2 separate regions of the Homo sapiens genome follow, and region 1 is linked to region 2. Evidence: chromatin contacts called from ENCODE Hi-C data. All regions are on one chromosome and are shown on one strand. The core of a region is the stretch at or near the end of the contact, and the rest is flanking DNA. Distances in the headings are between cores, read along the strand shown.

The links. Hi-C counts contacts between places; a loop is a spot of excess contacts on that map. Pooled maps may share reads with other maps.
Region 1: a pooled map shows a loop between it and region 2 (5-fold over the local background). The contact joins the promoter of PSMD1 here to the promoter of SLC16A14 in region 2. A Hi-C loop is called at or near these places in 6 of 50 pooled maps.

Annotation. Positions count from the first base shown.
Region 1 is chr2:231,055,375-231,058,995 of GRCh38, reverse strand. It overlaps PSMD1 (proteasome 26S subunit, non-ATPase 1), which reads right to left and starts at 2,129. Exons shown (of 25, transcript NM_002807.4): 1 at 1,955-2,129. The coding sequence starts at 1,970. LOC112268432 (a long non-coding RNA gene) reads left to right here and starts at 1,250. Exons shown (of 2, transcript XR_002959456.2): 1 at 1,250-1,659. RefSeq lists a silencer at 2,039-2,228.
Region 2 is chr2:230,066,671-230,070,731 of GRCh38, reverse strand. It overlaps SLC16A14 (solute carrier family 16 member 14), which reads left to right and starts at 1,808. Exons shown (of 5, transcript NM_152527.5): 1 at 1,808-2,177. LOC107985995 (a long non-coding RNA gene) reads right to left here and starts at 3,993. Exons shown (of 6, transcript XR_001739918.2): 1 at 3,955-3,993. RefSeq lists enhancers at 1,745-1,804, 1,815-1,934, 2,330-3,100 and silencers at 2,165-2,434, 2,705-2,954.

The sequences.
Region 1 (3,621 bases), core at 880-3,379, 990 kb before region 2:
ACAAGCTTCCTGCTCAAAATTCTACCAGAGAGAGAGAGAGAGACAGTGATCAGGCAAGTAAACAAACAAGGCAATTACAGAGCTGTGGTGGAGGGAGAGTAAGCGTGTTTTAATAGAATGATCAGGGAAGGATAACATTTGAGTTGAGACAAAAGATTGAGAAGCTAAGGGAAAATCTGAGGAAGAGAAGACTAGAAAGGAACAGAATGTGCCAGGGCCCCGAGATAGGAGAGAAACTGACATATCCAAGGAACAAAAAGTCCAGTGTGATTAGGATGTATTGAGTGAAGACAGTACTACAAGACAAGGCGGGAATCAGATCATGTGGGTCCTTGGTTAAGAGTCTGGATTTTACTGTATGCCAGGGGTGTCCAACCTTTTGGCTCCCCTGGGCCACAATGGAAGAAGTATCTTGGGGCATACATAAAATACACTAACACTAATGATAGCTAATGAGCTTAAAAAAAAAAAAAAAGGTTTGTATATAATTTTCACGATGTCCGACCACCACAGTAAGAAAAAAAGTCCTCGAATTCAAAGGGTTGGACACGGCTGCTCTAAACACAATGTAAGCACTGGTGGATTGTAAGCAAAGAAGTATTATGTGATTAAAGTTTTAAAAAGCATAGTCCACAAGAAAAACGGGCTGTACGGAGGTAATGGTCGAAAACAAAGCCTTAAGGCTGATATAGTAACCCAGACAAGAGATGAAGGTGGTTTGGGCCGAGTTAGAAGAAACATTGGTAATGGATGGATTTGAAATAGAATGAGGCCTATAGGTGGCAAGAAACTGAGTGTTTATTTGATCTTTACAAAGCTCTGACTGGAAAAACTTCCTGATACTGAACTAAAATTCATCTCGCGATCACTTGTATCTCTTGGGGACAAAAAGTCTTATTTCAGGTACAAGTGACAGCTCTTCAAATGTTTGAAAGTAACTACGTCTCCCAGTATCTCCAACGATCTCCTTAACCAATCCTCATAAAAATAAAGTTTTGATCGCCTTACCATTCAGATTACTGTCTTCTGCTCACCAGTTTGTTTACAATAAAATGCTTTCTTTGTGGGTCAAACACAGAGTAAGAAAATGAGAAAAGGGTATGTAAATAGGCAACGGAAAAAAGCACCAAGGCTCTGGACAGCTATATGCAAGTCAATCTGTAACGGGGAGCTTAAGTCTCCAATTGAAACTTGATCTCTGTAACTTACTCCATTGCAAATGTCACTACGTGAATCTACCTATGCAATGGTTTGCGCGTATGAAACCTGCTCCGCAGATCCATCCATTCTTTCTTGAATGTACAGTCAACAGACTGAGCACATAACCTCGAAAGGGTATAAGTAGGCTCTCAGTATAAAGGTATCTCCAGGGCGTCTTTAGGGTCTTCGCCGAACCCAAAAGTTCTCTGGGTGTTTTGAATGAACACCCTTGGATCGGACCCAGAAATGACCCACCTCAAACCTAATTTCGGGTTTCATTCTAAGGCGAATGGAGCTCGGCCACGTCCAGAAACACTTCTGTAGCAGTTAGGCTGCCCGATCAGGGGGGTTTGCCTTACTGTTCAATGGCACAGGGGCCCATCCCACCCCGGCCCCCTGCGGGCAAGAACTGGGGCTGGACGACCTCACACGGCCAAGAATGGGAGGCACAGAAAAAAGGTAAGCCCTTCTGGGGTCAGGGGAAGGCCCAGGAAGCCCCTCGGGTCCTGGCGCTGGGGTGTGATTGGGGAGGGATGCCGAGGCGGTCGACCCGGCTCGATTCCCTCAAGCCAGAGAAGCACGCAGTGACCTGATCAGACTCCCAGCCCCCCGGCCCGGGGGTGGGCCCTGGGCAGCAAGAAGCTGCCCAGGCCGGCGTTCCGCCGGGAGGCGCCCAGTCACCGGCCCTGACTCAGCTAAAAGCCGGCGCGGCGGCGGCTCCTCCCTCCAGGCGCTGGCTACGGGCCGCACTCACCGGCCGAGGTGATCATGGCTGCGCCCCTCACTCGCCCGTCGGCTCGCTCGCCGTTCCAGCTGCGCAGTGTATCTGTCAGCTCAGGGGCCGCTCAGTTCACCGCGCCTCCTTGCTCCCCGGGTGCGCTGCTCAGTCAGTCGCCTCCTCAGGCCGCCGGCTCGCTTCTCGCCAGGACCCCGCCCGCCCAGGGGCTGCCCGCCACCCCGCCTGCCGCCCGGCGCGAATTCTCCCCTGGCCTGCGTCTTCTGCGCGGCGGTATACTCCCCAGCCCTCGCGGAAGGGTACACAGAGAACACCATTGTTTTCTCTAAACCTCCTCGAGGTCAGGAGTCCCGCGCAACGGAACACTGGTCTGCACCTGAGGTCAGGCATTAGAATGGCCAGCCCTGCAAAGAGAGGACCCCCACCATCACCCGCCATTGCTGAGAGAAAGGGTGTTGAGGGGAGGTGCGAGCATTGCGCGCAGTGCCACCTACTGGTGGGAGGTCTCGCTGCAACACATCTCCCACCAGATAATGCTTAGGGAATTGGGGCTGCCGCAAACAGCGTTTTTTTTTGTTTTTTGTTTTTTTTCCCAGAAAAGTGGCTTTCAATTGTTTTCTAAAGCAAAACCTATCATAAAAAAAAGAAAATCCCCATAGAAGTGCTTTATTATCATAATGAATCCACAAGTAATCATTGGCTTATTATAAAGTTGAACAATGAAGGTTTTTACTTACTTTTGGAAAAATGTCCAGTGTTGTCAATATATTAAAATGTGCAGTAGTTATATGGCGAAAGCCTTTCCAAGGGAGAAAAAATGTCTTCCATTCTTTCCTTCTATCTGCCCAGGTCCTCTTTCCCCCGACGGCAGTGGGTTCTTCGTTTCTAATACATCTTCAGAAATTTGAAATGGCAGTTGCAATGGCCATTTGCAGTCTTATGCTAGCTTCAAGAAGTCAATTTATTTCAAGAGTCAGTACTGAGAAAGTCTTGACAAGGAATAGGGCAAACGGTAGCATTTTTTTCAGCCACCGGCCTTGCACTATCAAGCTAAACTCTTCAATCGCACAGCGATGGCGAGTTCATTTCTACGGCCTTCTACGTAACCTAGGGGCACAATCAATGTCTTGTGGTTGCCAGTGAATTAAATGTGCTTGATAACACATTTTGTTGTATCTGTGACTTTTTTTGTTTAAATTAGAATTCTTAAACTGTGGTTGTTTAAAATATATTAAATATAATTATTGAACATTTTTGAAGAGCCTGTGGCTCAGATTGAAAGGCAGGGCTCGAGAAGATGTGCATGCAAAGTAAACAGATTACTTGGGGTGTCATTCTACAGAGGTACTTCTTTTTTTTTTTTTTTGAGATGGAGTGTCCCTCTGCCACCCAGGCTGTAGGGCAATGGCGCGATCTCGGCTCACTGCAACCTCCGCCTCCTGGGTTCAAGCGATTCTCCTGCTCAGTCTCCCAAGTAGCTGGGACTACAGGTGTATGCCACCACACCCGGCTAATTTTTGTATTTTTAGTAGAGACAGGGTTTCACCATGTTAGCTAGGATGGTCTCGATCTCCTGACCTCATGATCCGCCCGCCTCGGCCTCCCAAAATGCTGGGATTAAAGATGTGAGTCACTGCACCTGGCTCTACAGAGGCACTTCTACCAAGCCCTCACATGAAGACAGT
Region 2 (4,061 bases), core at 559-3,058:
CCATGTTGGCCAAGCTGGTCTTGAACTCCTAGCCTCAAGTGATCCACCCGCCTTGGCCTTCCAAAGTGCTGGGATTACAGGCGTGAGCCACTGTGCCCAGCCTCAATAATTTTTAAATCAAGAGTTGATATAAGATTAGCTGGGCATGGTGGCACGCTCCTATAACCCCAGCTACTTGGGATGCTGAGGCAGGAGAATTGCTTGAACCTGGGAAGCAGATGTTGTAGTGAGCCAAGATTGCCACTGCACTCTAGCCTGGGTGACAGAGTGAGATTCCATCTCAAAAAAAAAAAAAAAAAAAAAGAGAGACAGAATTGATATAAGAAATAGCAATATAGGCCGGGTGCAGCGGCTCATGCCTGTAATCCCAGCACTTTGGGAGGGTGAGGCAGCCAGATCACTTGAGTCCAAAAGGTCAAGACCAGTCTGGGCAATATAATGAGACTCCGTCTCTATAAAAAGTCAAAAAAATTAGCCAGGCATGGTGGCGTGTGCCTGTAGTCCCAGCTACTCAGGAGGCTGAGGTGGGAGGATCACCTGAGCCCAGGAGGTTGAGGCTGCAATGAGCTGTGATCATGCTACTGCACTCCAGCTTGGGTGACCGAGGAAGGCAATGTGAAATACATGTGAATTTTTTTTCAAAGAAACGAAAAAGAAGGAAGAAAAGAAAAAGGAAAAGAAGAAAGAAGGAAATCTGTGGTAGGCAGAATAATGGTCTCCCAAAGATGTCCACATCCTAATCCCTGGAACATGTGAATTTGTTACCTTACATGGCAAGAGGGGAATTAAGGTTGCAGATGGAATTAAGGTTGCTAATCAGCTGACCTTAAAATAGAGAGATTATCTGGATTATCTCATTGGACTCAATGTAATCCCCAGGGTCCTTAAAAGTGGACAGGGGTGGGGGCAGAAAAGGGGAGACAAGGCAATGTGAGTATGGAAAGAAGACAAAATGACGCAGCAGTGCTGGCTTTGAAGATGGAGGAAGAGCCACCAGCCAAGGAATGTGGGCGGCCTGCAGAAGCTGGTGGCTCTCCCCTACAGCCACGAGAAGGAACACAGCCTTCAAGGTGGCCAACACCATGATCTCAGCCTAGTATGACCCATTTCAAACTTCCGACCTCCAGAACTGTAAAATAGTGAATTTGTGTGGTTTTCCTCTGCTATTACTGTGGCAGTTTATCACAACAGCAGCAGAGAATTACTGCAAAACCTTCAGGCGGGAAAAAACAGCACAGGCTTCATCGACTCACACATTCACTTCAATAATACAGAAAACTGTCCAAGGCAAAGCACTATGTTGTGTGCCCTGCTGGGAATGAGGTAGGGAGGTATTGAGATGAAAGTTGTGCCTGGTGCCCACGAAGGTAGGTAATGGACGTGCAGAAAGAGCAGGGAGAGGTGGGACCCAGGGTGGAAACAAGAATGAGGGACTGGCCGGTCACGGTGGCTCAGCTTGTGATCCCAGCACTTTGGAGGCCAAGGCCAGAGGATTCCTTGAGTCCAAGTGTTCGAGACCAGCCTGGCAATATAGTGAAACCCGTGTCTCTAAAAGAGAGAGAATAAGGGACTTTGAGTCCTCTTTGGCCAAAAATATTTCAGTGAGGGTCTGTTTCATCCCTTCTCTCCCATCTCAGAGAAATGGAGGCTACTGCTAGTCTCACTTGCATCCTGGATTAGATTTCAGGACCTTTCCGCCAGTGATAAATGTGCAGCGCCTTAGCGGAACCTCAGCCAAAGCTATAAACTTCAACCGGCCACAAGAGTGTGCATGTGAGGTGACTGCATTTTTTTTCCCTGCCAAACCAGAATTAGCCGGTATAGGAATGAACGAGCATGAAGATTTGAAATTGCTCCGATTGGAAGGAAGCCCAGGTTAGGTTTGGGCACCTCCAAACGCACCCGTTTTAAAGCCACCTGGACTGAGGCGTCGAGCTTTCAGCTCCACCAAACGCTCACCTGGCCTGGCAGCGAGCGGCGGAAGAGCCCGGGAGCCCCTCACAGAGCGCACCGAGCCGGGCGGAGAGCTGAGCCGCAGGCACCCGCGTCTCCAGGATGATAGGCGACATTGCAACAAATCTCTACACCCAGCAGCTCAGGGGGCTCCAAGCAGAGCAGCAAGTTCGAGGATCCGGGCGTGGAGCCGAGTGAGGCCGCAGCCCAGCGGGCCTCGGGCGGTGAGTATCCGAGGCCGCGCGCGCCGCGGGCCTGGGGAATGGAGCGACGCCGGGGGCATCGGAGCCTAGGTTTCAGATGGCCGCTGCACCCCCAGGGACCCCCGGGAAGGGGCAGCCCCAGCCCAAGGCAGGCTCGGGAAAGGCTGCCCGGGCGGTGGAGGGCGAGACTGTGCCGGGGCAGGTGGTAGTGCCAAGGCCGCCGCGGGGGCTTGGGAGCTGCGGGCGGGCAGGGTAACCGGCGGTTCAGGGCAGACCGCCAGGCGGAGCTTGGGGACGCGCGCCTTGCTGCTCAAGCTGGCCGGGGCCCCGCGAGCGTCATCCTGGGCACCCCCGTCCGGCTGGAGAAGCGCGTTCTGCCCGGAGCCCAGCCTCGCTGCCCGGCTGCTCTCTAGGCCCGTTTGGGACTCGAACTGGACAGTGATGAGGCGCAGAGCGGGGGACCCGGGGCTGCGCCTAGGGACTTCGCGGGGTGCGGATGCCTCTCTGCACAGGCTGTGGTGCTGCAGCCGGCCCAGCTTCCCCGGTGGGCTGCTGGCTTCCGAACGCGCCGAGGGATGCGGGGTGCCCGAAGTGGGGATGTGGTCTCGGGGTGCCAAGGGAGCGGGAGCACCGAGCGCGGGTGGGGGCGGGCGCTCGAAGGGTGGGGCGCGAGGCCGGACCCCGCGGGCACGATCCCGCACCCAGGGCGCGCAGAGGCTGGGCCCCCTTAGCGCTTCCGATTGAGGCTCCTCAAGAGAGGCTGAAATGGGGTGAGAGACCGGGGACGGCCATTTCGGGGCTAAACGCTGCCAAGGCCATGACGATGTTTTAGGAGCTGAACTCTGCTTTCCAATTAAGCCATTTTCTTTCTGAGGAAAAGTTGATTCGGGCTCATTAACAAGGATGACTGAGGGCCATTATTGGGGCTTAGAGAGATTCTCCTTTGCCTTGTCTGGCTTCTTTGTTTGCATGTGCGTGCGTGTGCGGCTGTGTGTGTGTGTGTGAGAGAGAGAGAGAGAGAGAGAGAGAGAGAGAGAGAGAAGAGAGGGGAGAGAGGCAGTGTTGGGGGTGGGAGGAGGTAAAACAGGCTTGGGATCCTGCAGGCCTGGGTTCCGATTTGGTTTCCACAGCCTGCTAGTTTAACCTTTCTAAGCTTCATTGCTCCCATTTGATGGCTCAGATTCTTCCTCTGTAAAATGCGGACATTCATGCCAATTGGACTGGAGGAGAAGCCACCAAGCACAGTCCCTGACCCAGAGCGAAGCATGTATGTGTTGAGTCCTCCTAATTCGGTGTGAATTTTTCGGTTCTGTTTTTCTCCTATGCTGTCTGCACCAGCTCAGCTCAGCTCCGCTCCCCAGCCTTCTCCGCGGCAGCCTCTTCAGCCTGCTGGCCGCAAGTGCGCCCTCTAAAGGCCCCAAATGCCCTGTACACACCAGGTGAAGAGCGCGGAAGCGCCTGCAGAGCAGAATTAAAGGTGAAGCCCGCACTCACCTGCGTGGGATGCAGAGCCGCTACCACCACGCTCTGCGTAGCTTTGGGGAAGACTGTAATTTCAATTTTAGCTTCGTGCTTCCCGCTTTCCTTATGTGTAATGAGCTCACCACATGCAATGTAATAACAATAGCCAAATTAAAAATGAATGACTTGGCCCAGCGCGGTGGCTCATGCCTGTAATCCCAGCATTTTGGGAGGCCGAGGCGGGTGGATCATCTGAGGTCAGAGTTTCGAGACCAGCCTGGCTAACATGGCGAAACCCCTTCTCTACTAAAGATACTAAAGATGCAGTGGCACACACCTGTAGTCCCAGCTACTCGGGAGGCTGAGGCAGGAGAATCGCTTGAACTCGGGAGGCGGAAGTTGCAGTGAGCCGAGATCTCACCAGTGCACTCCAGCCTGGGCGAC